Regions from separate parts of the Mus musculus genome. Here regions 1, 2, 4 and 5 are each linked to region 3. Evidence: chromatin loops called from intact Hi-C (ENCODE). Cell type or tissue: gastrocnemius. All regions are shown on one strand. Links, peaks and the distances in the headings refer to the core of each region. The heading gives the core; the rest is flanking DNA.

What was found. A loop is a pair of places that touch in the nucleus more often than their neighbours do. Peaks named below come from ENCODE experiments on the same cell type or tissue, not always from the same donor. Only the 100,000 strongest peaks of a DNase experiment are listed, where the experiment ranks them.
Region 1: a loop joins it to region 3, with 4 times the contacts of the local background. A loop is called at or near these places in 34 of 42 quality-filtered maps.
Region 2: it touches region 3 in a loop (7-fold over the local background); 34 of 42 quality-filtered maps call a loop at or near these places.
Region 4: a loop joins it to region 3, with 2.2 times the contacts of the local background. A loop is called at or near these places in 19 of 42 quality-filtered maps.
Region 5: a loop joins it to region 3, with 3 times the contacts of the local background. A loop is called at or near these places in 23 of 42 quality-filtered maps.

Annotation. Positions count from the first base shown.
Region 1 is chr16:22,299,745-22,305,707 of GRCm38, forward strand. No RefSeq gene overlaps it. Among named protein-coding and RNA genes, the nearest start is that of Tra2b, 37 kb to the left of the region's middle. In gastrocnemius, for the core only: a CTCF peak has its summit at 3,049 (motif pointing right); a DNase peak (open chromatin) is centred at 3,067.
Region 2 is chr16:22,307,655-22,313,617 of GRCm38, forward strand. No RefSeq gene overlaps it. Among named protein-coding and RNA genes, the nearest start is that of Tra2b, 45 kb to the left of the region's middle. In gastrocnemius, for the core only: a CTCF peak has its summit at 3,190 (motif pointing right); a DNase peak (open chromatin) is centred at 3,182.
Region 3 is chr16:22,544,690-22,550,652 of GRCm38, forward strand. Dgkg (diacylglycerol kinase, gamma) reads right to left here. Exons shown (of 25, transcript NM_138650.2): 20 at 3,963-4,027. Gm15651 (a long non-coding RNA gene) reads left to right here. Exons shown (of 3, transcript XR_384735.4): 1 at 1-3,891; 2 at 3,982-5,228. Among named protein-coding and RNA genes, the nearest start is that of Gm15651, 7.6 kb to the left of the region's middle. In gastrocnemius, for the core only: a CTCF peak has its summit at 3,559 (motif pointing left); DNase peaks (open chromatin) are centred at 655, 3,574, 3,847 and 4,190; H3K4me3 peaks cover 1,291 bases; H3K27ac peaks cover 1,833 bases.
Region 4 is chr16:22,372,402-22,378,364 of GRCm38, forward strand. No RefSeq gene overlaps it. Among named protein-coding and RNA genes, the nearest start is that of Etv5, 64 kb to the right of the region's middle. In gastrocnemius, for the core only: a CTCF peak has its summit at 2,694 (motif pointing right); no DNase peak of the experiment used is centred there.
Region 5 is chr16:22,437,487-22,443,449 of GRCm38, forward strand. Etv5 (ets variant 5) reads right to left here and starts at 2,084. Exons shown (of 13, transcript NM_023794.2): 1 at 2,031-2,084. In gastrocnemius, for the core only: a CTCF peak has its summit at 2,969; DNase peaks (open chromatin) are centred at 1,075, 1,597, 2,244, 2,952 and 1 more place; H3K4me3 peaks cover 3,288 bases; H3K27ac peaks cover 2,442 bases.

The DNA.
Region 1 (5,963 bases), core at 269-5,268, 250 kb before region 3:
TGAGCAGTCCTTTCATACACTGCCCACACCTGGCAGCGGCATAAACTGTTGCTAGGTCCCTGGGAGGAGCCCAGTGGAATGTGCTGTAAGCTGACAGGGACAGGATCCCATCATCAGAGTTAGTCTCCAGGAACCAAAATCTCCCAGGAGACAGGTCCTCAGCCTGCTCCAGCACAGACTACATAGAGCCTGCAATCTGTGGGTTAGAGTTACCCTGGGTAAAGAGTTAATGACCACTCCCGTCCAGGGTTCCCAAATATTCAGGCTGCAGCACTGGGTGTGCCTGAGCCTGGTCTCTACTACAGGGAGAGCTGACATTTACTAGTCAACCACAGCCTTTTGTACCAACCCTGTGAGAGCCAACAACCACAGTTCCTTCTGTGAGCTCCATGCCTTTGGAGGGATACTTCCTCAGAAACCTCTTGCCCCCACAGCTGCTTTTCACACGGCTCCTTTAGATTTGATGAAGTCACTCGCGTGGGGCGGAGGACCTGCTGATGCTTTGCTGACACTACTTTGATTGGCTTTGTAAGACCAGCACTGTCCATGGGGGATGTACCAATGAATGGGTCTCGGTAGCTGACATTGGAGAGTCATCTCTAACATCAGTCTTTTCTAGCATTTTTGCTTCTCCAGAGGAGTATATAGGCAGAGCTGTGGGCCTCAGTGCAGAGACTCTAACAATACAGCAGTACTCTGATGTTTTGTCCAGGATTTCGGGGAAGGACATACGGAACACTAAGGTGAGTTCTTTTGTTGTTTGAGACAGATTTTTTCTTTCTTTTTCTTTTCCTTCTTCTTTTTTTTTAACCTATCTAGTGGTGCACGCACATGTGCGCGTGCACACACACACATACACACATACACACACTCATGTACATGCACAAGCCACATCCTATGTGTGTGTGTTAGTTCTCACCTTCTACTATACATGTCTCACAGGACACACTCAGGTTTAGGCTTCCTGGCCTTTACTTGTTGAGCCATCTCATGGGTTCTTTAAGTAGCCCAGGCTGTCCTCAAGCATGAAATAAACACCCTGCCTCAGATTCCAGTGTCCGGGCAGGCACCCTCATGCCTGGCTCCAACGATGAGTTTTTGGTGATTCAGTGGGATCACAGGAGGCTACCTAGGTTAACATCCCATTGATCTATTACGTCATTAGCTTTACCAGTGGCTTCTGGGGAGGAGGAGCTCACACTGTCAAACAAATGGAGAAGGTGCCACTCTGACACATCTTTACCTTCCCTATTGCTTTATTTCCCTGGCTTAATGTTAATTCGCTTGTTAAGTAAAACAAATCGCTTTTGTGTGGGAGGAATTTAGAATCCAAAGATCAAGCAAGGTAAACTTTTTCACCTACACTGTTCCAGCCCCTTCACCAGCTCTTAACAGCTGATTTGGGGACGCAGGTTCAGGTAGGGGCAGGGAATAAAAGGTGCGTTAGTCTCTCAGCCTCAGCTTCCTGGATTGTAGATTGACGGGTGCTCTGGTGCCCACTTCAGAGTGCCCTTGTAATAATGGGACAGGATATATTTAGAGTCTACCTTAATGCTCAGCACACAGTAGGGACACACCAAGTACTCTGTGCCCAGTGTTACCTTGGAACAACTTGGAGTACAAGGGAAGGGAGGAGGGACATTGGAACACAAAATCCAGTCCTTAACTGTGCCATCCAGACTTTTTTCCCTGTAAGTGCCAAGAGGAGGCTTCGCACAAGAAACGGGTTTTGGGGTGGAGGGTTGGCTCAGTGGTTGAGAGTCTTGCTCTTCTTTTGAGAGCTGGAGTGCAGTTCCCCACATCAACTCTGGGAGGCTCACAACCACTCAAGCTCCAGGGGACCCGACTCCCTTCTGCCCTCCTTGGGCACCCTCAAATGCATGCACAAACACATACATATACATCAATAATAAGTCTTTTTAAGAAAGAATGGATTTGTAAAGACTCCTGACCAACAGTGCCCTATGTCTTATAGGTGGCATCTGGTGTGTGGCAAGGACAGCTCTTTACAGGCAATAGGAAGAACTGGTGTCATTTCCCCACGTAGGTGCTGGTGAGGATGGGGACAGATCTGGTCATACAACTGAGTTGAATAGTTGCAATATTACGGCTCACAAAAGTCTCAAGTAGTTATGTATAGTCCTTGAAGAGACAGTTGATCTATGCAGGGTGTCTTAGTTTTGTTTCATGCTGCTGTGATTTAAAAAAAAAAAAAATGCCCCAACAGAAGCAACTTAAGGGGAAAGGGCTCATTTAGCTCACAGCTCCAGGATATAGTCCAACATTGCTGGAGTAGAGAGCAACCAATTAATGCATGCGTGCTAGGGCCCAGCTGCCTTTTTCCTTCTCATTCAGTCCAGGTCCCAGCCCAGAAAGTGGCTGCCTACCTTCATTCAGCGTGAGCCTCTACTTCAGTTGATCCAATTACGATAATAAATACCTCACAGGCATGCCCTCAGACCAAGCTACTCAAGATCTCTGTTATTAATATGCACTTCCTAGGTGATTCTAGATTGAGTCAAATTGACAATTACCACACCAGCACCGTGGCTCACACACCTGTAATTGCAGCACACAGGATGTTGGGGACAAGGAGGGGTTTTTGTGAGTTGTAACCTGAGTAGAATGAGATTGTGTCCCAACATCCAACCCCAAAAGAAAGTGTCTTGACTCCGGCTCTTTTTTTTGGGGGGGGACCCTGGGGGTTCGAGACAGGGTTTCTCTGTATAGCCCTGGCTGTCCTGGAACTCACTCTGTAGACCAGGCTGTCCTCGAACTCAGAAATCCTCCTGCCTCTGCCTCCCTGGTGTATTCATTCTTACAGGACTGGTTTTGGATGGTTCAGGAACTTCCTAGAATTTTAGACAGATACCTGTTCCCTGGAAGTTCTTGGAACATTGATTTATTCTCTACTGCAGTTAAAGCTTTTATGGCACCTGAAGTTCCAGGTCATTACAGGCAAGAAGTTCTGTGTATCTATCTGGAAGACAAGCCCGGATTTGCCCTCAGGTAGCAAAATGCTTAGGCAATGTGTTGATTGTGGCCACCAGGTGGTGCTCTAGCCCGCCCAGTTTGGTACACTCTGGTCTCCAACCTGGCCAACCTCTCTGTCCGCTCAGAGGGAGTCTATGGGACAGATGGTTCAGGCTAAGCAAAGTCCACCAAACCCTCATTCGTTGTTCAGGTAGAACTGTCTGTTTAACTGCTGAGAAAGCACGGCTCTTTCAGAAAATGAGTTTCAAGAGAACAGATTTCAAAAATCTTTAAAAACCTGTAATAGATCACCATTTATGAGATTTGCTAGTTGTCATAGTTACAAGATGACAATGTGACTTAGAGACAGCCTTTAAGTCACCTCCCCCCATGCTTCCTACATAAGTTATTCTGTTTCCAAACTCAAAGTTTTAAACATTTTTTCTAATTTTAAAATACAGTTTTTAAAATTTGTGTGTCTGTGTGTGGCATGTGTTTGTATGCGCACATACATGCAGGGGCTCTAGGAAGGCAGAAAACTAAACTCAGGTTTTCTGCGAGAGCAGCATACATTCTTAATCTCCAGCCCTTATCTTTTCAAACACTTATAACAGTAACTGAGGCCATTATTAAAAAGAAGATAAAAACCACCTAATTTCATCTCTTGAAATAAGAAGGCCTGCTAGTTTCTTCCAATTATTTTCTACTATATGTAATATGTATTATTTTTATATATTTATATATAATATTTATATATTAAAGCAACACTCAATGGGCCATTTCATTCAATGTTATGAACACTCCTATTTTGCTAAAGTTCTTCAAATATATTAATATAATAAAGTTTTATAATTCTGTTGATGGGCATGTATGTTGCTCTTGAACTTTCTTTTCTTTTTCCTTTTTTTTTTTGTTTTCCCTTTGAGACAAGCTGGATTAGAACTTGCTATGTTGCCCAGACCAGACTCCAACTCACAGAGATTCTTCTTCAAGAGCTGGAATGGAGTTTTTATTACTAAAAATGGCTTGTGATGGCCTGGGGGTGGTGGTACATTTCTTTAATCCCAGCAGAGGCAGGTGGATCTCTGAGTTTGAGGCTAGCCTGACCTACAGAGTGAGTTACAGGACAGCCAGAGCTTTGCAGAGAGAGCCTGTGTTGGAGGAAAAGAGCATACGACTATCACTTTTTTTTTAAATCTGTTTTGAATTTGGAGGAAGTTCATTGTCAGGGACACTCAAGCTAGGCTTCTCAGACCAAGCCACAGTCCTGGCTTCCCATGCACCGTTACTTCTCACTCATTGTTTTAAAAATACGTGGAGGCCCAGCGAGGTGGCTTTGAGGGAAGACAATTGATGCCAGCCATGGTGGCCGGAGCTTGAGTCCCTGTAGTCAGCTCCCTGTACTGGTAGGAGAGAGCGGACTCCTGCATGACCCACACTGGTGGAGTGTGTGTGTGTGTGTGTGTGTGTACAGTAAGGTCACAGTTCACCTCTGAGGGACGGCAGGTTGTACTGAGTCAGCTATTAGAGAGGATGCCCGTCTCTTTAGTCGAGGCAGGTATGCATCTAGTTAGTGTCAGGCAGGTGTCAGTAAGCATGGGATGTGCGCCAGTGTTTGTGCCTGGCAGAGAATAGAAGGATGGAAGAGAGAAAACAAACCATAACTAATCACAAAGAGGAGGAAATGGATAGAATAGCCCCTGAGTAAAGAGTCAGCGTGATGGGAACCAATGTCCGTGTGGAGCCAGCAAGGTAGACTATCCCAGAGGCCTGCTGGGGGATCTCAGGAGAAAGGGAGATGAAGCACTCTGAAGATGCTCAGATCTACCTTATCCAGATGCCTGGACCTCAGACGGTTGAGCCTTGAGTGTCTGTCAGCTGGCACATGGGTGTAACATCACCAACTAGGGCTGCGGCTGGAACCTGTGACCAAATGCATCAACATCTCTGCAAAGAAGTACCTGCCTATTTCCATGGAATGCCACACTTAAAGGCTACCTATAGTTTCACATAGCCTGGATCAGAATTTACCACCCAGTTAGCTCATCAGATTCCTGACAAACTGTGTGATAGTTACGTGAAGAGTTTTTCAGATTTTGAAGTTAAAGGATATGAACCTGCATCATTATTAAAATGGATATTCAAAGTTATTTTAAGTGCAAACTGTAACATTTATTGCTTTCTTCCTTATTCTTAAAAGATCATCCCAGAAGCTGATGAGAGGCTGGGATTCCCTGGAGCAGAGGAATTGGCCAATATGTTTCATTTCTTTCAAATGAAGCCCAACTGTGACATCAAGCATACCTGTTGAAATAATTCAAGGTTTATCATTCATAAGTAAAAGACACACACACACACACACACACACACACTTTACATTTTAATATGCTTTAACCAGCACAATAGCTGGGCCACTGCCTGTCTTCCATGATGTTGATCTCTACCTCTCACCAATAATCCCAAGTTATTACTTACTAACTCTGTGTTCCGTCTTCGCTGCCCTGGACCCAGCTGAGCAGCTCTCTGGGCCGCGGCCACGCTCTCCCGGCTCCTTCACATGGAGGCCATGACTCTCAATCCTGCACTCTTCTTAGGTATGGTGCTTTCCAGTGGGGCAGATCATCTCTTTCCTCCCATCCCCAAACCCAGGAATCCTAAAATCCAGCCGCTGTCTGCCCTGCCCAGCCATTGGCTGTTGACATCTTTATTTATCAATCAGAACAAACTGGGGGCAGGTTCACAGAAGCTCCGTGCAGACATTCTCGTACAAACAATTTTGGGGGGAACACAATTAGCATTCATAATACAAGCAGCAACACTTACCCACCATCTAAACCCCCAAATCATAAGCTTCAGTCAGTTTATCTCAGATAACCAGAGAGCCTTTCAAGGCATGTGAAGAGCCTCAGCCATTGAGGCTGCAAGGTGTCCTGTTTCCCAATCCCCCAGTCCTTGCAACATATTTCCCTTTACAGAGCAGCTAGGTTGGG
Region 2 (5,963 bases), core at 318-5,317, 240 kb before region 3:
TTTTTTTTTAAATTAATATTAGTGTGGGCATGGGCATACTTGCCACAGAGCATGTGGAGGTCAGAGGGCAACTCTGTGGAGCTGGTCCTTTCTGTGGGCCCAGGGATCAAACTCAGATGGGCAGAGCCTTTGCCTGCTGAGCCATTTCTCAGTCCCTGATAATTACTTTTGACTAGAAGCCTGACCTGCCCTTGGTTTTGTCGTAGTTAGAGGACAAGAATGTCAGGAGGGAGCTCTGGCTCTTCATCTGCTTTGGCCTTATCTTTCCTGCCTTTGATACAGCCGAAATGAGCACCGAGAAACTGTGAGTGAAGATTTGACCACGAGTGAGAGGCACCTGGACACCTTGCAGGAAGGTCAGCTGGACTGACCAGCCATATCTCAATGCTTGCCTAGTTTTTGTCCTGTAGAAAGCCCTAGACTAGCAGCTCAATGGGCATCTCTCTCTCTCTCTCTCTCTCTCTCTCTCTCTCTCTCTCTCTCTCTCTCTCTCTCTCTCTCTCTCTCTCTCTCTGTCTCTCTCCCTCTCCCTCTCCCTCTCCCTCTCTCCTTCTCATAAACTCCTACATAGAATCCTAGAATAAAACTCTCCACATTCACCCTTCTATTTTCTGAAATGTTTATTCTTCAGGTTTGAGAGACAGGACATGGAAGCTCCTGGCTTGGTGTGGCTTTGGTGGCCACTGATTTTTGTTGCCACCTTAGTTCTGGGCCGTACACACCTGAGGCAGAAAAGCCTTTGTGGCTCCCATGGACAATCTCCCCCTCTTGTCTCACCAGTGACAGGATGGATGTAGAGCATTTAGAAGTTTTGTCACCTTTAGTATTTTGTTTAAAATGATCACCCTCGTATGCACAAAGCGTACACCAGAGTAATACATTCAAACAAATGGCTCGCGAGAACATAGTCCTTGGGGTAGGCATAGATACTAAAGGGCACAAGTGTTTGGTTTGCTCAGTTTGGTTTGGTCTTTTCAAGACAGGGTTCCCCTGTGCAGTGTTGGCTGGCCTGGAATTCACAGGGATCTGCTCGCCTCTGCCTTGGTGCTGGGAGTAGAGGCAGGTGCCACCACTGGCCAGCTAAGGGCACAAATTTTAAAAACAACTTGAGGACCATGTATCCACATATAGTTTGGCCTAAAAGACCTACGTTATGCACTGGCCTTTTAACCTTTAAAACTGAGCCAAATCAAACTTGTATTTTATGAAGTTTAAAAAAATCTTTCTATAGAACTTTCTGAAGAATGTTTTATTGAGTGGACAAGCATATGCATTAGTTATGAAATTCAGCCAAGCATAGGGGCACATACCTGCAATCCCAGCACCCTGAGGTTGAAGCAGGTAGACTGCCTAGAGTGTAAGACCAATCTGGACTACATACTAGGTTCTAGGTGAGACCAGGCTACAGCCTGAGGCCTGCCTCAAAAAGCCAAGAACCATACCAAAACATTAAGAACCTCTTGAGTTTTGCCTCAAGATTGAGCATTTGCTCTTATCCATTTATTAGCCCATCCACTATATCGTCATTCGATTATCAGCTGCCCTGCATCTAAATTCTGCAACCCATGTTGTAGCATTGGTGTTGGGGTGCATTTGTGGATATCTCTCTCCTGTGCATTTCTTACTTAAGTGGTCCATTGGCCCAGGCTGATATGGTGCCCTCTCAGGTCTTGGTCACATTTATGACAAGCCAAGCTGAAGAAGCCATCTAACCATTTGGCTCCTAGTGAAACCTGGAACATCTCCTAAGGCTGGGGACAGGGAGCTGGGGCTGAGGCCTGGCACGGACAGGGGGAGATGAGGAAAGAAGAGCTCATAGTCCCTGCGCATCGCACGTGGGCTAGTGCTTCCCATCCCACACTTAATTGTCTTATTTGCTGTTCTCCTGGCGCTGAGTGACTTGTGTTTGTTTTGTTCTTGTGAGACAGGATCTCGCATATCCCGGACTGATCTGGAATTTCCTGTGCCTCCACCTCCCAAGTGCTGAGACAGCAGGTGTTGTATGACAAAACTTTTCCTAGGGAGATACAATACCCACTTCTACTCACCCCAGATAGGTAGCCCAATGGAACCCTATCTAAGGCAGTGATGCACCCTGTAATCCCCACACTCAGGAGATAGAGGCGGGACGATCAGAAGGTCAAGGTAGTTAGTGGCTACACTGCAAGTCTGAGGCGACCTAAGATACATGAGACTCTGTCTCCAAAGGTCACAAAAAAAGGAGGAGAGAAATAAAGGTTTGGATGGTTGGGTTGATAAAAACGAGCAACTCAAACTTTAAGGGCGAGGGGTGGTCTACTTCTGCAAAGGCAGGGAACCCCAACCTCTCTGAGGCAAGTTACACGCACTTCAGGGAGTGGCTGAGCAAGAACAGGCGTGGTAGTGCTTCGGGGAAGGAGATCGTGGCTTGGGATCTGATTCTAGAAGGCCTTCAAGATGACAAACAGGCATTCTGACGACAGATTTCAGCTCTTGGGAAATCACACTGAGGCTTGTTGTCTTCCTTGGTGCCTTTTAAAGGACTCCACACAGGAACTGAGCCTAGATGCATTGCCCCAAAGTGGTGGTGGTGGTGAGGGGACCAAAACCAAGCTAGGAATAGGTGATTCATTCCTCATCTGGGTGGTCCAGGCAGGGTTAAGGAACTGCTGTCCCTTAACTAACTCTCAGGTCAGCGGGTTGCTGAGTGGCTCTTCCTGTCTGGGACAAGGCAGGGGCAGTCACTGGCCAATTCCCACTGCTGTAGGAAAGCAGGAGTACTTTTAGAATGTTCAACTGAGCTTGACAGAGGGGGTGAGACACCCACTTTAGGCACATCTATCTCATACAGCAGGAAGGGAAAAGAACTTCACACACTAATCGAAGACATTTGAAGATGGCCAGGTGTGGTGGTTCCTTTAATCTCAGCACTCAGAGTTGCACTCTGTGAGTTCCAGGCTAGCCTAGTCTATGTAGTGAGTTCAAGGCCACAGGCCACAGAGCTACTCAGTGAGGATGACAAACCCTTTATGTGGTACTTGTAGAAGGAAGCAATGGAGAAACTGGACCAATCTTCCCCAGGCTCCTTCATGGACCACACCACCCTGAGTCTTGATGTGCCCTGACCTGTGACCCCCTACCTGCCTACCAATCTTGACCTTCCCATTGCCTTAACTCCTGTGTCTAATCCTTCCCACCTTCCAGGTGCTTGCCACTAGATGGCAGGGCAGGTCTAGATGAGACAAAGTTTCCAGAACCTCGGTCCAGGTAGATTTTTTTTTTCAGGGCTTTTTTTGGGGTGGGGATAGAGTCAAAGGAGTTATGTGGGGCATAACTCCTTCAGGTCTCTTGTTTCTATGCTCTCAATCACCTCCATGATCAGTTTACAGACTTGTAACCTTGGAACCTTCTCTGGGTCTGACACTAAACTAGATGTTATGTCCGTCTGTCCGTCTGTCTGTGGTGTGGAACTCGGGGAAGTAGAAAAAGAACAGCTTATTGCAAGGCCTCAATCCAGCACAGCCTACACAGGAGTCAGGAGGACAAGCCTTCAGGGTAGACAAAGGGTGTCATGAGCTCAGAGCACAGAGTCTCTTAAGAGCCACAGAGCCCCATGAAGGATGCAGGACAAAAGGGAGGAGGTGGGGATGATGCCCCAGGTGCCTGGGTGTGAACAGCACCCTAACACTGGCAACTCCTAAGATGGTGGCTTCCTGACATTAGGGCTTGCCTCCTTGAGCAGGTTGATTTGGTGGCAGAGTAGGGACTTCGTGACCTGACACTGTAGGTATCATGTGGGAAATGTCCTGATCAGGGGAAGGAGTCAGAGCAGGGTGACAGATCCTGCTCTTTGGCAATAGGGAAGTGTGGGCCTGTGACTGTGGGGCTGCAGGGGCTGCGCAGCTGTAGCTCCTGTCTGTGTCATTACAAGGGTCAAGCGCTTGGCCCTGATGGGATGGAAGGAGTCACCCAACAGCTACACATCTGTTGTCTGCAGTTAGGTCAGCCTCTTCTTTTTCTTCATTAATGTGTGTGGCAAAGACTGGGGAGACGATGCCTGCTCTTCCTGGCACGCAGCTGGGCCTCATTTCCTAGTACATTCTGCAGTGAACTGCAGCTGTGTAGCCGACTTACAGATGCTCCAGTTACGATCAGAAGTGATGCAGGAGCCGGGCGAGGGCAGTGCACATCTTTAATCCCAGCACTTGGGAGGCAGAGGCAGGCGGGGGCTCTGAGTTCGAGGCCAGCCTGGTCTACAGAGTGAGTTCCAGGACACTCAGGGCTACATAGAGAAACCCTGTCTCAAAAAGCCAAAACTGAACCAAAACAAACAAACAAACAAAAAAAAACCCCAGAAGTGATGCAGGATGCTTCTAGGCTTGTGCACAGCTCTTAGCTCTGTTGCAATGCTACTTCATCCTCACCATGTACTGATGCTCACAGAAAACTACATTTAGGGAATGGTGGCCCCAGCTACAGAAACTTCATGTCGAAGAACAGCCCCAACTCAAGAGATAAATAAATTAAATAAATAAACAAGCATATCTCTTTAAGGGGCTAACATGACGGTCTATTAGTTAAGAATGTGTGCTGTTCTTCCCAAGGAACCCAGTTAATTCCCAGCACCTGCACTGAGCAGCTTAGTCTACCCGTGACTCCAGAGCCCAGAACTTCGGATGCTTTGGACCTCCTCGGGAGGCACTTGCACTAAGGTGTTTGTGCACACGCACACAATTGAAAATGGTAAACATTAAAATATAAAAAAATCCCACAGATTAGAAATACCTACTTTGAACTTTATTTGAACCAGAAATGAATTTCCATACAACTAAGGGCAATTCACGTTGTGCCTGTTTTACAAAGAGGAAAAAGGGATCAGAAAGGTCAAGTAATTTGCATAATGTCACAAGGTTGAAAGTAACTATCCTGAGTGAGCCTGACTGTTCAACTCTCTAGCCCAAATCCTGTCCATGGCAATCTACTGCTTCCAGTGTGAGGGACTAGTTCCTCAGTGCCTACGCTGTGCTTTCTCTTCCTATTTAAATCACCCCTCTGTAGATTGGGGGTCTAAGTTGCAAACCTAACAGAGGAAAGAATCCAAGGATCCCATTCTATAGCAAACGGCATAGGAGGAAACCTGAGAGCCGGATAGGGCTGGCAGAGCTGGCTCAAGCTGCAGGGCCTGGGTTCAAGCTCAGGAACCTGGAAGTTCTAAAGAGTTTTTGATTTCTAATGACACTCCTGCTGATCCTCTGTGTCCCTCCCATCTGGGCTCAGAGGTGACCTCTATGAGCTGCCCAGAGAGGCCCCAGTTACCTCTTTGTTCAACAATGGCCGAGATAACAAAAGGAAATCAGATGCAGGTGAAAGTTTATTTTTAACATTTCTGAGGCCAATGGGGGGATTTAACAGGAAAATCGGAGCTTTTCTGCTGTCTCTCTCCAAAAGTGGCTCTCATGCTTTTGGCTAGCCTGGACTCCAGTGTGCTTGGATCTTATCCAGGGGCTGATGGGGGACAGGGTAGACAGTGTAGTCTTTCTGGGCCTTCTTTTGGCAAGAAATAGACATTTGGGAGCTGGGAATGCAGCTCAGTTGTTAGAGTGCATGATTGCCCATGCTAGAGTGCATGCCCATGTTAGAGTGCATGATTGCCCAAGGTTATCCTTGGCTATACAATGATTTTGAGGCCAGCATCAGCTATGCTGGGGGGAGGGGAGGAGAGATTTCTTTGTTTGAAGTTGGAGTTCAGCTTGCCTTCCCTGGCTGTGATCAACAGCTCTGGAAGCCCAGCTGCTCAGGACATCTCATATACATACCATCCCTTTACCCTTCCATCAAACGGGACTGACACTTGAACAAATGTGTGGTAAAGGGGATGTTTGTTGGGCTCAAGGACATGTGGCTTTAGTTACAGTTGGGGAGGTTGAGGCAGGAGGCAGGAGGGCTGCAAGTTATGTGTAGTCTGCTTAAGAAAAAAACAACAA
Region 3 (5,963 bases), core at 551-5,550:
GAATAGTTAATGCCAGGGGCCTGATTTGTCTGAGATAGCTCTCACTGCCACCTCTTGAGGCCTTACTTGTCTGAGATAGCTCACACTGCTACCTCCTTGGGGCTGGCTTTTATTCCTTTAACAAAGTTATTCCACTGGAGAGACCACTTGGTTTCATAAAATTACCACTTTCCCTGGCAACAACTAGTTTAGAGAGATCACTGGGGATGGGGGTAAAGAAAGCCCAACAATAGAGTCATAATTTGATGCCTTTTAACACAGACACAGATACAGACACAGACACACACACACACACACACACACACACACACACACACACACACACTATCTTTGGTACAATTTCAAAATGTTCTCAGGACCACTGAAGCCTTTGGCTCCTGGGTTAAGAATGTTTAGAGTAGTCCCAAGCAAACTAGCAAAGTGAGAGCTCAGCCCTGACTAGCCCTCTCTTGTTGAAAACGAAACAAACAGACCAATTCTATATTTAGCCTCAAGGTTATCCCTGAGGCGGGGCCAGTTTTAGGCATTAATGCTAAAGGCTTGCAGCCAAGCAGCAACCACTCTTTGAAGAACTTGTGTTCTGCCCAGTAAAATGAAGCTTTGTTTGATAATATCGTTTACATTTTCAAATCCTGGGTATCAGGCTTTCTTCCTATCCCTTGTGGCCCTTCCTAAGTTTAGCTGCTGGTGTAATGGGGTTACCATGGCAACAACCACCTGCCTATTTAAAACCATCTCCCATGCTAAATAAGGAAGCCTAGAGAAAATGGCTGCCTGCCTGCCTGCCTGCCTGCCTGCCTGCCTGCCTTTCTCTCAGTGGACAAGTTGAATCCTCCTGGGTTTTTTGGATACAGGCAAGCAAACAGGATGGAGTAGCATTGACCCAAAGTTCTCCAGAAGAAACGGCTGGTGGCTGTAAAACAGGCACTGCCTCTGAACAACTGCATTTCTCAAGCAAGCACAGGGACTTAAATTCAAGTCCATATGCCTGTCATCTCTACCAGGGGCAACATGGGGCCTGAACCCCAGCACTGTAGCAGTCATCCTGCTAATGGGACCTGGGAAGTGGGAAGCAGAAGGTGGAGAGGCCATGGTGAATTCCTGCACTGAGGTGCATGCTGTGATTTTTTTTTTTTCCTCCTGGACAGATCTGTCTTTCTAATTGGACTTAATAACATGATTTTCTGATGCTCTATTTAGCTCATATGTTGCTCTGCCTCAATTTTCAGAACGTGGAGAAACTTCATCTTTTGCTTCCTTATTCTCTAAAAACAACAGAGCTGACTTCCTTCCCACAGCAAGAGTCCGTGCAACAGCTGCGCCAAGGGCTTCTTCCCTCGCACGCTGTGCCTTAGCACTTTATGTTCAGGCACATCTGGTTTTCTCTCTGCGGACAGCCCTTCTTTTTTTTATCAAGTTGTAAAAAACGTATTCTTGATTTTTTTTTTTTTTATCCCCGATGTGGCATCTTTGCCATTAGAAAGCCCTCCATGCCAGCTCCATTTTCTTGCTTTGTGTTCTCTTAGGTCTCCTCTGTGCAGACACATCACTTCATACACACTGGTAATCACCCTGCTTTTCAGTCTGTTTCCAGTGGGGTTGCAGAGGGCAGCGGGCAGTGAGTTCTGGGTCATCTGTCCCAAACACTTAATAGCATGTAGTCTCCAGTATATTTTCAAAAGATGTTTTTGAGCGAGTGAGTGAATGAGTGAGTGAGCAAATGAACAAATGAGTGAGTGAATGAATGAGTGAACAAGCCAATGAGTGAATGAATGAATGAGCAAGTGAATGAGTGAGTGAGTGGATGAGCAGGTAAGTGGGTAAGTGAGTGAATGTATGAATGAGAGAGTGAGGAAGTGAATGAGTGAATGAGCAGAACCCATGGGTTTCCCAGACACATGCACCTGAGAACCTGTGAGGGTATTGGGTGTAAAGAAGACACTAAAAGTCTGTAGAATGGGTAGAATGAGAGATTTTTTGTTGTTGTTGTTTTGTTCACTTTTTTTCCAAAAGCAGTCCTGAGGCTGCTATTCCACTGGGATGAGCATCTGTCTGCCTTTCTGGGAGAAGAGAGGACACAGGTTTGGTTCTTTTTGTAGAGGAAGAACAAGAGGATGGACGAGGCAGAAATAAATATTATTTGTGTGGGAAACAGGCAGACTTCTGCCAAAAGGTTCAAGTCGGGGCCACTTCCTGAAGAGGCCACAGCACACCTCCACACATCCTATGTAGATGATCAAGAAGGGCCTGTTCCCGTATGAGCACCACTTCTAAAGGGAAGGACTGTCCAGGCACCAAGAGGACCAAGCTGGGCGGGCGGTCCTGAAACAGCTTAGTAACAACAGCAGCGTGCCAGGCCAGGTCCTCAGACAGCGGAGAAGGGGAGCCTATGGACACAGCATCCTTGAACATCAAGGAAGAAACGAGCTGGCCCAGAGTTGGGACACAAAGAGAAATCCCCCAAAGTGGTTATTCTCAAAAGGCCACCACTCCATGCTGCCTGGCCCATCAATGGAGCTCAAGGTCACCTCAGAAAAAGACTTGAAGAGGCGAAACAAGAAGCTTCGAAACCAGCACGTAAACTACCTATTGTCAGGAGATCTGGTCTCTTGAGAAAGGTTCCTTCTGGCACCTACTTATCTCTGAGCCTACACCACATGCCTGCTAAGGGTGCAGACTCTCAATAGTCACAATACCAATGATCTCAAAGCTTTGGGCACAACTGAACTTGGGTTTTATGCCTGTCATCTTTTCTTGTCATTAACAAATTTGTATTTGACTTTTAAACATCTTAAAGCTTGCCTACTTTCCCAGTGTAAATAGGACTCTTCCATGTAAATACTTTAATAAAATATGATAGTGGTTTAAAAATAGTGGTTGCATGCATGCCCGGGGGTGATGAGGTGGAGGAAGGGTTGTCATTGCCCATTGGTGACTATAGACAACAAGGGCTGGCAAGACATGTTTGTAGTATGCTGTGGGTCCAGGGTCTGAGTGAGACCGAATGTCACCCTAATACAGTTCAGATGCTGTTAGATCCGGGTTTGACATTACCTCACTGTTCTCAGCCTCTTCCTGGTATAGCTCCCAGGCTGTGGAGTCAGGGGCTGAGCTGGTAGGGAAATGTCCTCAAATAACACCCGAACTTCTGCTTTGAGGAGAATTCTGCGGCCTCACGCAATAGCAACCCGTGAGGTTCAAAGATCAAGCCCAAGTCATTATCCCACTGCTGCCCACCTGCCTGGGGCTAGGCGTGGAATCCAGGCATGATCTTCAAATCAGTACAACAAAGACGATAGCGTCATAGAAGAGAGAGAAATGAGCAAGAAAAGGAAAATGGACAACTCCATGGTAATTGTTTGCCAGTTACCTCGCGGTTCTGGTAAATTTCATTCGCTTTGCAAGACAGATTTGGGTTCTCTTGCAATGGATTTGGTTTTCTCTTTTCTTTCCAGTTTGAACCCAATCTCCAGGCATGCAGGAGCCAATAGGAAGCCGCTGTGATGCCCTCGATGGTCACAGCATTGTAGGGACCTCACTGCTGCCCTCTGCTGTCCAGGAGAGTGCCTGGCACCTTCTCGGGTCTAAGACCCTAGCAGAGCCTTTCGCTCCCCCAATCCCCTGCGAGACGCTGGCTTTTGAGAGGAAACCTCTAAGTTCCTGGAGGGGTTCCAGGAGGCCAAAGGCAGGCTCCCTGCCACTCATGCCGTCCCAGACCCCTCCCTCTGTTCAGTTCCTGCGGGAGGGGACCGGCAGCTAGGCTGTGGCAGGTTTCTGACATTTTTTTTTTTTTTTCCTTCTTAGAAATGGAAACCCTCCTTCCGGCAACGTGGCAGGAAAGCGAAGTCCCCTGGCGGTCGACCCAGGCCAAGGACATTTCCGTGGTAGCAGGTGGGAGGCCCGCACTGGCTGCAGTGCCGGGCAGGCGGGGTGCCACCACGGCAGCCAGCGAGCTCGCTTACCTGCTGTTGAATTTTTCAGGGTGTTTCTCTCTCATCATATGGAATCTGTGTGCAATTGAAGCATCCTGGAAACGGAAGAAAAGAAGGCAAGAAAAGCCTGGTTAGTGATTGTGGCCATGAGGTATGGTGGGAAGACACACATATATGCCCCTGGAAGGCCCAGATTCCAGAGACTCCAAATCATAGGGGCACAGCACCGCGTCCAGGCGTAAGCTAGTGCCACCACTCCGTCCTTTGAGAGCCTCACTTGGTTGCCTCAGAGCCTGGCACTCATCACAGTATCTCAAGCCCAGTGAGTGGCCACAGTTCAGCCTTTGTAAACACAGGCAAGAGCAGGCTCTAAAGAGAAGAGTGAGGGGCTCTCCTCAGGTGAAGCCAGAAGCCAGTGAGGAGTGGGTGAGGTGTGGTGAGGTGTGGTGTGGTGTGGTGTGGTGTGGTGTGGTGTGGTGTGGTGTGGTGATGGGTGGTGACATAAAGTGAGGACTATTTCATGAGAAGTTGCAAAAATAGTACTTTTTCTCATGTCCCACTCACCCAGCGTCCAGCGATGATAACATCTTATATAACAGCACATTATCAAACCCAAAGCTGTCGCTGGTATTAACTCTTTGTTGTCTGTTTCACCCAAAACAATTAACAATAGTACTGGATAGTGCGTTTAGCAGACAACAAAAGTGTATTAAACGTCTAACTTCTGCCTATTAATCATTCTATCCACAGGACTGCCTCTGAAGCTAGCGACAATCTTGATCCTTTCCTATCCAATCTGTTGCCCCACCCCCCACTTTGGCTGCATGGCTGGCTATCTGTACCACAGAACTCACCACGACGCTCCATGACACTGTGTTTCTGGGTGTCCCATTTCTCAGGTTGGAACCAGAGTCCAGCCCAGAGTCCTATCTGCATCCCACACTCCCATTACAGCTATCTGTGAGTGCTCATGGTTGTGACTGGTGTTGACATGGTGGGGCTCCAGGACCTATAGGCCAGAATAGGATCCAAGCTGAACTCGGTTCTTCACTCTTAGCCTCCTGCACCTCCTAACGAGCCCAGCAGAAGAGTGTGTACTGCCCCCTTATCACACAGTCCCAATCGAGCACTGTGGAGGCAGATGCTGAACACTCGAAATTAACTAACTAATTGGTTGGAGACAGGACAGCCCAGAAACAAGGAGCTGATTTAGATTTGCCCAGAAGTGACTGCAGCAGCCAATCAGAAATCTCTGGGGATGCTGGGGTATCCCTGTAGTCTCAGCATGTGGATAGAGTGAGGCAGGAGGATTTAGAGTTCAAGGCTAGCCTGGACTACAAGGTGGTACTATATCTCAATGAACCTACCCACTCACACGCCTACCTAACAACCAACAATCAACAAATAAATAACCAACAAAAATCTCTTTATTAGACTCCGTGTTCAAAAGATTCTTAAAATTCTGGAGAGCCAAAAATAAAAGTTCATAGAGCAGATTTTTAGCTAATGTATATTCCCTCTTCCCCTCTCTTCCCTTTTCGTTTCCTCTCTTCCTTCTTTCCTTCTTTTCCCCTTTCTCCTCTCTCTCTCTCTCTCTCTCTCTCTCTCTCTTTCTCTTTCCCTCCTTCTCTCCCTCTTTCTTCTAAGACAGCTCTTACCATGTGGTTCTAGCTGGCCTGGAACTCACTATGTATACCAGCAGTTCTCAACCTTTTGGGCCTGACCTCTGTGGGGGTCAAACAACTCTTTCACAGAGGTCTCCTAAGATTATCGGAAAACACAGACATTGACATTATGGTTCATAACAGTTGCAAAATTATAGTTATGAAGCAGCAGCAAAAAGAATTTCATGGTTGGAGTCACCACGGTATGAGTTAAAGGGTCACAGCATTAGGAAGGTTGAGAACCACAGATGTAGACTGTACTCAGCTCAAACTCTGAGAGATCCTCCTGCCTCTGACTCCCCTGCATTGGGATTAAAGCTGTGTGCTCTTCCATGCTGGGCATATTGTATCTTGATAAGGAAAGTCA
Region 4 (5,963 bases), core at 344-5,343, 170 kb before region 3:
ACAGACTAAAGTTAGCAAAGGGGACAGGCAGATAGCACAATCAATGTCTTGGGGACCAAGTACAAGGTTCCATTTGTCCTCTCCCTGTGGGGTCAAACAGCATTTAACTTTTTCAGCAATGATGTGTAGAAATGCTAATGAAGGGCTGCCCACCACAGAAATCTAGGGAGACACAATGTTCTGGCAGAGATTGGAGGTAATCACATAGACATGACTGGTTGTCCACATAACTGGCCTTAGCTATTGGTCTCTAGCTCCTCCAGAGACTGATTCTCGCCACCCCAGGAATCATACTGTCAGCAGAGATTCTTTGGTGCAGCCCAAGGTCTCCCGTGACTAAAGCCTGTCTTATCACACAGGATATCCCAGGGGCTTAAAGGTTATTTTCCAGGAGCCAGGTAGGGGCCGAACCTTTGTGGAATGTGCCATGTTTAGACAATGCAGAACGAGTTAATCCTTTACTGCCGAGAGGGCATGACTGAAGGCTAAAAGTGCTTTGCTAGTGGAATTTGCTAGCAATCCACCGCGTTGGGGGAAGCTGATCAATGAACTCTTGTTCTGTAACTGCCAGGGAGGAAAGACTTGGGGGCTTCCGGACACTGCGCATGGCAGGAGGCAGGCACTTGAGAGGCTGTGAGCTCTGCAGGAGTCAGAAGTACTACGCTGCTCAAAATCTGTTGCCTTCTGGGCTCTGCAGCCGCCAGGCCTTGGAGAAGCTGGGCTACTTACTGCAGGCTCATGCACACCGGAAGTAAATCCCTTTTCTCTAATATCACTCTGGCATCTTATGCTGACAGAGCCAGTCACTAAAGGAAAATGTTTGGAGGACTCAGAACAGTTTCAGAGATGGAAAGAAAAAAGAAAAAAAAAAGATGGTGAATTTGAGTTGAGAAGTCATATATTACTAATAGGCACAGCTGCATTGTAAAGGATGCTGGGAAGTATACTGCAGCCATGTATCTGGCCACAGTCCTACTACTACAAGAACATAAGAAAATTAATCATGGTAGAGGCTATCTCCCTTTGGATATTTTCATGACTCACTCAAAATTCCTAATAGGAGTAGAGCTGACACTGAGCCCAGCTTCACCCTTGCAACAGACGAATGAAGAATTAACTCTCAAATTAATCTCACTGAAAGATTCATTTATGAAATTGTCAGAGTTGGTTATTTATTTGGGTTTGTTTGTTTTTTGGTAAGTATAAATATATGGTCACAATCACTCAATACAACAGGATTTTTAAAATATAAAGCCTTGCTACCAAATAAATATATTTAATTTTAAAAAGATTTACTTTAAAAACTGTTATTCGTGTGTGTAAGTGTATATATGGGACATGTGTTCAGGTGCTCGGTGAAACCAGAAGAGGCCAAGCCCCTGAACTCCTCAACATCTCTGTGAGCAATGATACACATTTTCCAGGTTCACCAAGTCAGATATTTTGAAAAATATCTTTGAACGTTTTATTTATTTAATGAGTATATGGGGAATTTGCCTGCATCTGTGTGTGTGTGTGTGTGTGTGTGTATAAGTGTGTGATGTATGTGCAGAATAGAGGGTCAAACCCCTGGGACTGGAGCTGCAGACAGTTGTGGGTGCTGGGAGTTGAACCCAACCAAGCCCTCTGGAAGAGCAGCAAGTGCTCTTACCTGTGAAGTCATCTCTTCAGCCCCTCAGTTAGGAATTTCTCTTTTAGAGATAACACAGTTAGCCAGACAGATAAGTTCTGCTTTCTTGGAGTTTATTCTCTGTTGGGAAAAACAATCAGCTAATCTTGCAAATGGGTGAATAATTAAACAGTGAGGCCCTCTACTTTAAAAAGCAGCAACTATGGAAAGCGGCAAACATGGGGTTGATTAATGAGTGTTCGAAAGAGTCCTGGAGTACCTTCTGTGGGTGAGGTGTGGTCACATGGAGGTTATGACAGTTGAGGGTCAGGGATGGAGGTATCATAACACTGAAGGGCCAGGGAGTGTCCAAGCTGGGGCAGGACAGTTAAGACAGACTTTGGGGCTTAGTTCAGTGAGCGTGTAACAATTACCCAAATTAGAATATGGACCATTATCCTACAGCACCATTGTGTCTTTCTGATTTCTATCATTATGCCTTAGTTGCATCTATTTGAGATTTCACATAAATAGAATTACACAATATTGTTGCCATATATGTTTTTACCTCAACTCTATGTTTAAGATTGACCTCAGTGTGGTCTCTACCCACACTCTGTAGACTGAGCATCATTTGGCTGGGCAACCACAACTTCTCTGTCCATGGGGATGCCATGAGCTTGAAAAAAAAAAATCACTTAGTACATTTTGGAAAGGAGGTTGGGGTGGGGCAAGAGAGGAGGAGATGAGACCTAAGTGATGGCCCTAATAGTCCAGGGGGCTGAATAACCAGACTGACTATGGAGACAGATCTGAGAGATTCTCAGGAGGTAAAATTAACAGATGTTGGTTCCTATTGCTTTGTCTTGGCAGATGTCTTACCTGGCTTCATTTTGTGGTACATTTATTCCCCAGGAAGTGTGGCAACCCCTTAAACATGTTCTGTGGAATAGCATGCAGTCATTAAAAATGGTATTGTATAGCAATATACTTTAAATCTAATTTTTAAAAATTTATTTATTTACTCTATGTATATGAGTGCTCTATCTGCATGTACATCTGCATGCCAGAAGAGGGCATCAGATAACATGGTTGTGAGCTTATGGTTGCTAGGAATTGAACTAAGGACCACTGGAAGAACAGCCAGTGCTCTTAACCACTGAACCATCGCTCCAGCTCCATACTTTAAGTCTTTACATGTATGTATATATGTATCTATAGGTGTGTGCACGAGGGCACATGTGTTGAAGCACATCTGTGGAAATCAAAGGATAACCTTGAGTGTTGGTTCAAACCTCTACCTTGCTGTGACTATCTTATCCTGCCCACCCTGTCCCCTGGCTTTTATGTCAGCTTTGCTGGGCCATGAGCTTCCAGAAATTTCCTCGTCTCTGCTGAGATTACAGAAGCACGTGATTCCATACCCAACTTTTCATGATTTCTGGGAATTTGAACTCAGGTCTCAAGATTGTATGACAGATTTACCCACTGAGCCGTCGCCCCATCTATATTTTTGATATAGAAGGATTTTAAAATATTTTATTTAAGAAATGAATGAGCTAGCCGGGCGTGGTGGCGCACGCCTTTAATCCTAGCACTCGGGAGGCAGAGGCAGGTGGATTTCTGAGTTCAAGGCCAGCCTGGTCTACAAAGTGAGTTCCAGGACAGCCAGAGCTACACAGAGAAACCCTGTCTCGAAAAAAAAAAAAAAAAAAGAAAAAAAAGAAATGAATGAGCTACGAAACTATGTACAATGTAGTAATGGCCAATTTTTATGTTTTAAGAAGTTAACCAGTCAGTTAACCAATGTGCCAATGTGGGGGTGATCACATCCCTCAGCGCACAGTGGAGGAGACAGTGAGAGCTTCTAATCCAGGTGGGTTTTGGGAATTAACTCAGGTCATCAGGTTTGGCAGCAAGCACCTTTCCTCCCCTGAGCCATCTTGCCAGCCCAAATTTGTGTATTTTAAAAATGACACCTAGAAAGAAGCACACTGGTGTTAAATGCAACCTCTAATTTAAATATTCAAAGTAGTTTTCAATTTCAGTTCTAGATTTTTCAAAATTTCCACAAAGGACATACGATAATTCTAAAATACGAAGGTAATTAAAAAACATTTAATGTTCCTGTGATGGTTGGTATATCCTTGGACCAGGGAGTGGCATCATCTGGAGGTGTGGCCTTGTTGGAATATGTGTGACCTGGCTGGAATGGGTGTGTCACTGTGGGTGTGGGCATAAGATCCTCACCCTAGTTGCCTGGAAGTCAGTCTTCCACTAGCAGCCTTTGGAGGGAGATGTAGAACTCTCAGCTTTGCCTGCACCATGCCTGCCGGGATACTGCCATGCTCTCACCTTGATAATAATGGACGGAACTTCTGACTGAGCCTGTAAGCCAGCCCTAAGTAAATGTTGTTTTTATAAGACTTGCCTTGGTCATGGTGTCTGTTCACAGCAGTAAAACCCTAACTGAGACAGTTCCCAAAATAAGAATGCACCTTAAGAAAATAAAACAAGAATAAACAGAACCCCAAAGCAGTGGGAAGGGGCTAGTGACAGCACCCGCCCCTTCTTCCTTGGCAGTTTTTTTACTCTGAATTTGTGAGAATCTGACCGCTCATTCATATGTTATGCCTGAAGGGCAGGGTTTGCAAGAGGCTGAGTTCCTTTCAAGCCAAGATTTTGAAATCCATGGGGCTTCCTCTGGTCTTAAGTCCAACTTCGAATCCCAGCAGTCCTGAGCGGTTAGGTCTGCCATCCCATGCAAGTTAACCCAGACTATTCTTGATACTCCAGTCCAGGGTCACACCAGAAGCCTGTGGAGAACAGACCCCGCCTTCCTCCACCTTCCTCCGCCTCCCACACTTCTCCAGTCTCCTTTTCGGATTCTTGTTTCTCCAGTGTCTTGGAGTCATGGAGCAGTTAAAGGTCCAGATCTCTGCCCATGCTCCTTCCCCTGTGATTTTATTCCGCCTCAGCTCTTTTTCTTTCTTGGCTTCTACAGGCAGTGAAAGCATAGATCATGGACTTCTACATGGTTTCTGGGAAAAGCATGGATCACAGACATTCATATGGTCTCCAGCCTCAGTACATGCCAGTCTCAGCGATTAACACTCCCATACACACACACACACTTCCTCCCCCCCCCCCTCTTCTCTTCCCCTCTTCTTCTTCTTCTGGTTTTTCAAGACAGTTTCTCTGTGTAGCTAGCCCTGGCTGTCCTGGAACTCATTCTGTAGACCAGGCTGGCTTTGAACTCACAGAGACCTGCCTCTGCCTCCCTAGTGCTGGGATTAAAGCTGTGTACCACCACGTCTGGCTTAGACTTCAAATTTCTATCCCCAGCTTGGAGTTCCCCTAAACTCCAGACCCAGCATCCCAGCTGATATTTTTTTCTAATTTAATTATTTTATGTGTATGACTATTTTGCTTCTCTCTCTCTCTCTCTCTCTGTGTGTGTGTATGTGTGTGTGTAAACTATGTGCATGCCTGGTGCCAGCCCCTTGCAACTGGAGGTGGAGACAGTTGCTAGGCACCAGGCGAGTGCTGGGAATTGAACTCAGGTGCTCTGCAGGAGCAACAAGTGCTCTTCACCAAGGAGCCAACTCTGCAGTTCCCCACCTGATTTCTAACGGTTGCATAAGTAAAATATGCCTTGGGTGAAGGCCTGGTTTTCCCATCACAAATCATTTCTCTTCATGTTTCTTTGTTTCAATTCACAGCAATGTCAACTTTCCTTGGCCCCAAACCTTGCAGCTGTAATTAAACCCTCTTTGCCCCAACAACTGCCCAAAGTTTATTAGGTCTGACTTAGCCCTGCCGCCTGGGCTTTTGCAGCAGCCTAGGTTTGGTTTTCTTGCTTCCTTCCTTACCCTCTCCTGTTCCTTTCAATTTTAGAAGTCAAAAGAACACTGTTTGCAGTGCACGTCAGATGAGGTCACCTCTCAGCTCAGAAAACCAGAACAAAGCAGACCCTGGTGTCCTGAGAGCCTGTTCTGCCTAAGGTGGCATTGTCCTTGATCTCTCTGTTGTCCTAGCCCTTCCACAGATGCCCAGCCAGCTTCAGTTAAGCCGGTTTCAGACTCTAGTTTCTGATAAGTTATTTCTCCACTAGTGAAATAAGCCAATTCAAGTCAGGTTTGTGTGTGTGTGCATGTGCGTGTAGGTTTATCGGGAAGCTGCTCTCTGAGAATTTCACTGGTCCAAAGGCCAAGGAAGTTGGGAGGGGGAGGGGGAGAGGAAGGGGGAGGGGGAGGGGGAGAGGGAGCTCACTCAGGGCATGGCGTCTTCTGTGTTGGCCACTAACACTGAGCAGACCTCTTCTGGGTAGTTCTGATTCCATTCTGAAGGGGGA
Region 5 (5,963 bases), core at 287-5,286, 110 kb before region 3:
AGAAAACTCCCTGTTCTACAATGACCTCAAATCTTCAACAAAATCAGTCAACCACTGGTAAGAGCTGGGCTTGGAACTAAATCAAGAGGGGAGACACTTTTCTAGCGTGGGAGGAATTAGCTAGCAAGTTTAGGTGTTACCTTCCTAAACACTTAATTTTCCAAATAAAAACTCAGGTCAAAATAATGGGGGCATAACAAGTATTTATTCACCTCAGGTCTGAATAACAGACAGGCCTAACTAGCATTTTCTTTTAAGTTGTACACAAACTAGGGAACACTTTTCACAGTAACCATTTCCATCTGACTTGTTTTTCACGCTGTGAGCACCATATCAAATTTTCATAAGTGAGCAGGATACAAGAAAACCCTTCACAGCCAGCACTTGGCCCAAGTAATCAGATATTTTCAAAGTCAAAGGAAAGAGAGTTCGCAACTTCCTAGAAAAACACTTCTGCCAGCTTGCCTTCCTTCCACACAGTGCAAACATCGTTCAGAATGAGGCCTCTCTTGAATGTCACCAACCAGGACCCAAATCTGAGAATCTTTAGTAGACTGTGGAGAAGAAAGAATTCTGTGCTGTATTTTTAAAAATTTTGACTAAGTTGTGGCCTCAGAAATTCTTAAATGTCTGTTGTGGGTTAAGAGAACAACGTGTAGGAAAACCAGAGGATAAAATATTTTTAGAAGCTCATGATGCGCAAAAAAATATCCTTTGAAAAAAATCGGTAAAAAGAAACTTCCCTAAGAGATTCCAAAAGCAGCAGCAAGGATCTTCTAAGCAGCCCTTCGAGTTCAAGAGCTGGAAACGTCGTGTTCAAAGTATCTTTTAAAAGCCTGCAGGGAAGGCTTCGGTTCATCCTGGAGTTTAAACCACTTCCTTTGTGTCGTCGTAGTCGCTCCCCCCCCCCAGCCCCCAAATCCAGGGTGCCCCCAGGAAAACTTTAACTGGGCGCAGCGACCGGATCGAGGCCCCTCCCCGTGGCGCGCAGCGAGCCTGGTTTTATGAATGGGAGATGGAGCCGCGGCCGCCACCGCAGGTAGAGGCTGTAACTGGATCCCTCGCGCCCGGCCCCATTCACAAAACAAGACACACTTCCACCCAATTCCCAGCCTTCCCATTCATGAAAACTCCTTCAGCTGCGCCCCCGCCCCCACTCCCAACGCACGCTTAGCCTCCGACGCAGGCCCCTCACCCCAGCGTTTTAGGAAGAAAGCTCAATGCTTCATTCACAAAAAAAAAAAAAAAAAAGGGAGAAAAAAAAAAAAGCCTCAGAGCTCAGAGCCCAAGAAAGAAACCTGCTTCATTCATAAAGTCACCCACATTCAGAAAACGAGGTGCAGCGCTGGCCGATACCAGCAGCCTCATTTGCTCCTGATCACACATGCCGCCTCCCCTCATCACCCCCTACTTAATCAGTACCCCCTTTGCGGGGGAGACCCCGAATCATTCACGAGGTTCCAGCACACTCTCGGCAGCCTCGGAACCGGTTCTCTCTTCCCCCAGGCCGTGGCTCAGGCGGCCCCAATACCCTCAGCCCTAAGAGGAGGGAGTGGGGGGCTGCGGGCCCGCTGCCCAGTCTCCAACTTGCCAGGCCTGCAGAAGTTCGGGCAGATCCTGCACCCTCAGGCTGCACATGTCGGTGTCATTTAACTCTCGGGGTTCTGAAGCAGAACCCCTGAAACTGCTGCTCGCCTCCCCCCACCCCCCATATTAAGAGTCGCGGAGCGTTTCTTCTCGCGAGCCTCCCAGGGCCCTCGGGGGCCCACAACTTCGCGCCCCGCACCCCGTTCTTGCACCCCGCTTCTGTAGCCTGAGCCGGGCACCCCGCTCCCTGCACCCGCTCCAGCACCCCGGGTGCCTCCTCCGCGGCGTGCGGAAACCCGTTCTCCGCTCGCTCCGGAACCGCTAGCCGCCCCCGCCCGAAGCCTCCCAGGAACCGAACCGAACCGGGCCTCGGGGGGAGGGGGCGGCTAGCTCCGGGAGTCACCCCAAGCACGCCCAACTGAGGACCCAGAACCAGTCCGCACCTGAGCGGCCACTCCGCGCGCCCGCCTGCGCGCCTCCGTGGCGGGCTGGGCCGCAGCGATCGGGGATGAAGACCGCTCTGCGCGCCGGCCTCCGGACTCTGCGCCGCCCTGCAACCCGCTGCAGCACTGGCCCGGCCCCCGCCGGCTCCGCCCGCCGCCATTGGCCCGCAGCCCAGAGCACACACGTCCCCATTGGTCGGCGGCCATCCCCGCGGCTGCCCATCACCTCTTGTTTACCCTGTCTTCAGGCAAATCCAGCTGGGCCGCCCCATCATCTGCGGCGCCCATTGGCTAACGGTCGGCCTCCCTCAACGCCCTCAGAGGTCTGTTTTACATAATTTATGCGCTGGGCGCCATTGACCAATCAGCACCGGCTTGTTTATATAATGAATGTAAGGACGTTTTTCATTCATAAAAAACGCGACCTGAGGGGGAAGCTTAGCTGAGTCAGTGAAGCTCTTAAAGGGGCCACTCGCGAAGTTCCCCCTGGCCTCGGCCTGCACCGCTCCTCCCGCCACCCCCGCGCGGGGCCGCTTGGCGCCAGGCGTTCGCAGCTGCAGCAGCGAGCTAAGTTATCATTTTAGAACTCAGGCGAGAGGAATTCGTCATTCCACACACAGAAACTCGCTGACCCTGCCTGGGCGTTCGGCCCATAGAAACACAAAAAACGGAAACCGAGCCCTCTAATCTTAGCTACCTTGAAGAGAAGCCTTAATTTTTTTTTTAAACCAGGTTTCCAGTGGGAAAAAAAAGTAGTTACCTTCCTTTAAAAACCTGAGCTTTTCCAGATCTTAGTGATGTACCCATGTTGCCAAAGCCTAAGGCCCGACCCGATCGCGTCTTCTCGGGCTAATAATTGCCTCTGAGCTCTACAGGCAAGAGGCTACAGCCAGAAACCCGGTTCGTGGATCGCACCGGGCCGGTAGAGGGCCTTGGAAGCACAAATCCCTTTGAAACGTGCGTGCAGTTAGACCGCTTGCTTCTCTCCCGGGCTGCTTGTTTTCCATTTAAGTGTTGAATGCAAGATGGTGTGTTTGCGAATTAGATCCCGTGCAGCTGGGAACCGGGAGAAGCAGTGTTGCTTGCCAAAGGATCGGGCATTGACTGCAGTTGTTGAGATTCTTAACAGGGTGTTCCAGGAAACAAATAAAACAATCCTCTGCCCCTTCCAACTCCTCGTCCTGCTCCTGCCACCGACAATGGCCGTTCTCTTCTTTTCCCAAGGACGCTAGGGTGCTTGTGAACGAGTTCTGTTCTCTACTAACCGGGCAGCAAGGTGTCAGCGTTTGGAGAGTTGAGCCTCAGCAAAGCGGGTCCCAAGTTGTTACCCTAAGGGTGCCCAGTGCCCCACAGTGAAACACGTGGTGTGGATTTCTAGTCCGCGGCCTTTCCCCCCTAAGCTTGTGGATCAGAGCTGGTACTTGGTGTGTTGATTACAGTCCTTGACCAGTTTGAATGCTGGGATGAGACCTGCACCCAGGTTCAGTGGGCTGAGTTATCGGTTTTGCCGGAGACTGGGAAGGGCACCAGTTGAAGTGTGGGCAGGTGCTTTGAACTTTTAACGAGCAGTTCCTTGATATTTAATTTCCTGCCTGAGCACAGTGCTTCCCTTAGCTCCTATTCTAGTTGGTGGCTATAGAGTTTGTCCTCTTGTACCCGTGTTCCCAGCTTGTTTCTGACGTCCTGAAGGCTTTCAATTCAGCAAGGCCCACACTAGTTCCAGATCCTCTCTCACCGGCTTGGTCCCATCACCGCCATCCCTCCCTGTTCTCATCCCAGGCCAACCTCCTGCCTGGTTGAAATTTCTTCAAGAATTTCCTACTCCCCTTTGCTTAATTGTCTCAGATCCCAGTCCTCTAAAAGTTCTGTGGCTTGCTGTATCAGCTCCAGTGCAGGCCTCTTCACAGTGGTTCCTTCACATTCCTTACACTCCACGCCTGGAGTGTGGCTGTTGTGACCTTTGCCTCAGACCGAAGCTCTCCATTCCTCCTTGAGAAGAGAAATTTGAAAGTGTGTAGCAATAAACAGGGGCTAACTGGAATGAGGGAAAGTATTGTGTGTCATACTTGATTTATGTATTTGTTACTCTTTGAGACAGGACCTTGATACGCAGCCGGTTTGGCCTGGAACTCACTATGTAACCCAAACTCACCTCCAGCTAGTTGTCTATTCTTCCCCTCCTCCTAGGTGTTGAGAAGGCAGTCATGTGCCCAGGAGTCCTGGGTAGTTATGGTAGTTTGGGAAGATCATTGAGAACTTGCCTAGAAGGCACAAAGTCCTGGGTTATAGACCCAGCACCACAGAAAAGAGAGAAGTTGATAGCCACAGTATCATATGTGGGGAATTATGCTTCATTAAAGCTATTGGTAACTAATAACTTAGTCATCCAGCAAACATTTAGGATGTACCAGATATTCAGCCAGATCCTGTGCTGGGCTATAAATAAATAAATAATAAATAAATAACATAGAGATGAATGATCTCCAGGGGTTGCCTTGGGCAGCCCGTAGTCACACAGCCCTCCACAGTCTAGCTATGTCCCCACAGTGAGGCAGTGAGAAGACATTCATCACTATTAATATCTCCATTCTACAAATGAGAAACTGAGGTGCGACAGGAGTCCCACCCAGCAAGGACATCCGAACAGAGTCCAGAGGCCAAAATGGCTTCCACTCCTCTCTTGCTTCTCTATCCCCATTCACATCCCACTGTCTTTCTCTTGTTATCTCTGCCAGATAGGAGAGTTAAGGGTAATACGAGAAGTTTCTAGTCTAATGCGCTGGATCTCCGCTCCTAAGAACATATTTACATAGGGGATTTGTAGAACAAGTGCTCTAATTATCATTCCTTCCCCTCCAGGAGAGAAACAGTTTTGGAAAAGGAAACAAAAAGAGGCCCACCCCCTGGGACATTCTTCTTGTGTCAATCTAGCCTTTGTCCTTGGGCAGTAGCAAAACTCGGTCACAATGAGAAACTAGACGCCTGTTCTTCACCAAGTTCAGTTTGCAGCGTCAGTTAGAGGAGGCAATGAGGGCGAGGGGAAGGGAGGAAAGGAGGCCCCAAGCCTGGCTGCTTGCCTCCTTTTACAGGTCTGCTTTCTACATGGCCCCTACAAAATGCCAAAGCAAGCTAGAGTGTAAGGCCCACAACCCACCTTTAAGCTGGTATCCAAACTGATGGACGTGCTCCGGTTGTCCCTATATCGCCTTGTGCCTCCTGTTTCACTATGGCAAGTGTGGCCCTGGGGTGCGGGGACATAACCAAGGATGTGAAGACAAACACTAAATGGGACAGAGATGTTTTCTTCAAGGGAAAGGTCAAGAATTCAGTCTTATTTTCTAAGATTTAGGAAGAAGTGCCCTGAGGCCTGAAAGAAAAAAAGAAAATATTCCACCGTCTGTGTCTCTTTAAACAAATCGGTGTCCTGTTGCTCCTTCCAGCCAGGGGATAGTGAGGTCCCACCGTTACTAGAAACTTCCTCTGTTCAGTTCCACATAAACAGCATTATTTCAGCCTGTAACCCTCTGCGCATGCACCATAACGATCACCTCTATAGGTGAAGAAACTGAGGCACGGAGATATCACAGAGCGGGAGAGGGTTATGGTCCAAGTGCCATGTGTCTTAACAAGGGTCTCAGCTAGTGGTTCTATTTTGAGGGCAGCAAAATGTTTAGGAGGTGGTAGAATTGGGTCCTGGGGGACAGACTTTTAAAGGTTGCAGAGCAGACCCTGGCTTCAGAGCATCCTTGCCACTTCTCGGTAAGAAGTTCCTCCTCAGCCATGGTCAGAGCTGCCCTTCCTGCTCAGCCAGACCAGAACTCACTAAGCCAAAGGCCAAAATAAATCTTCCCTGCGTTCAATTGTTTCAGTTGAGGTAATCTGGTCACAGTGACTCCAAAATTAACTAATACAGAGAGTGTATCACACAGGGTT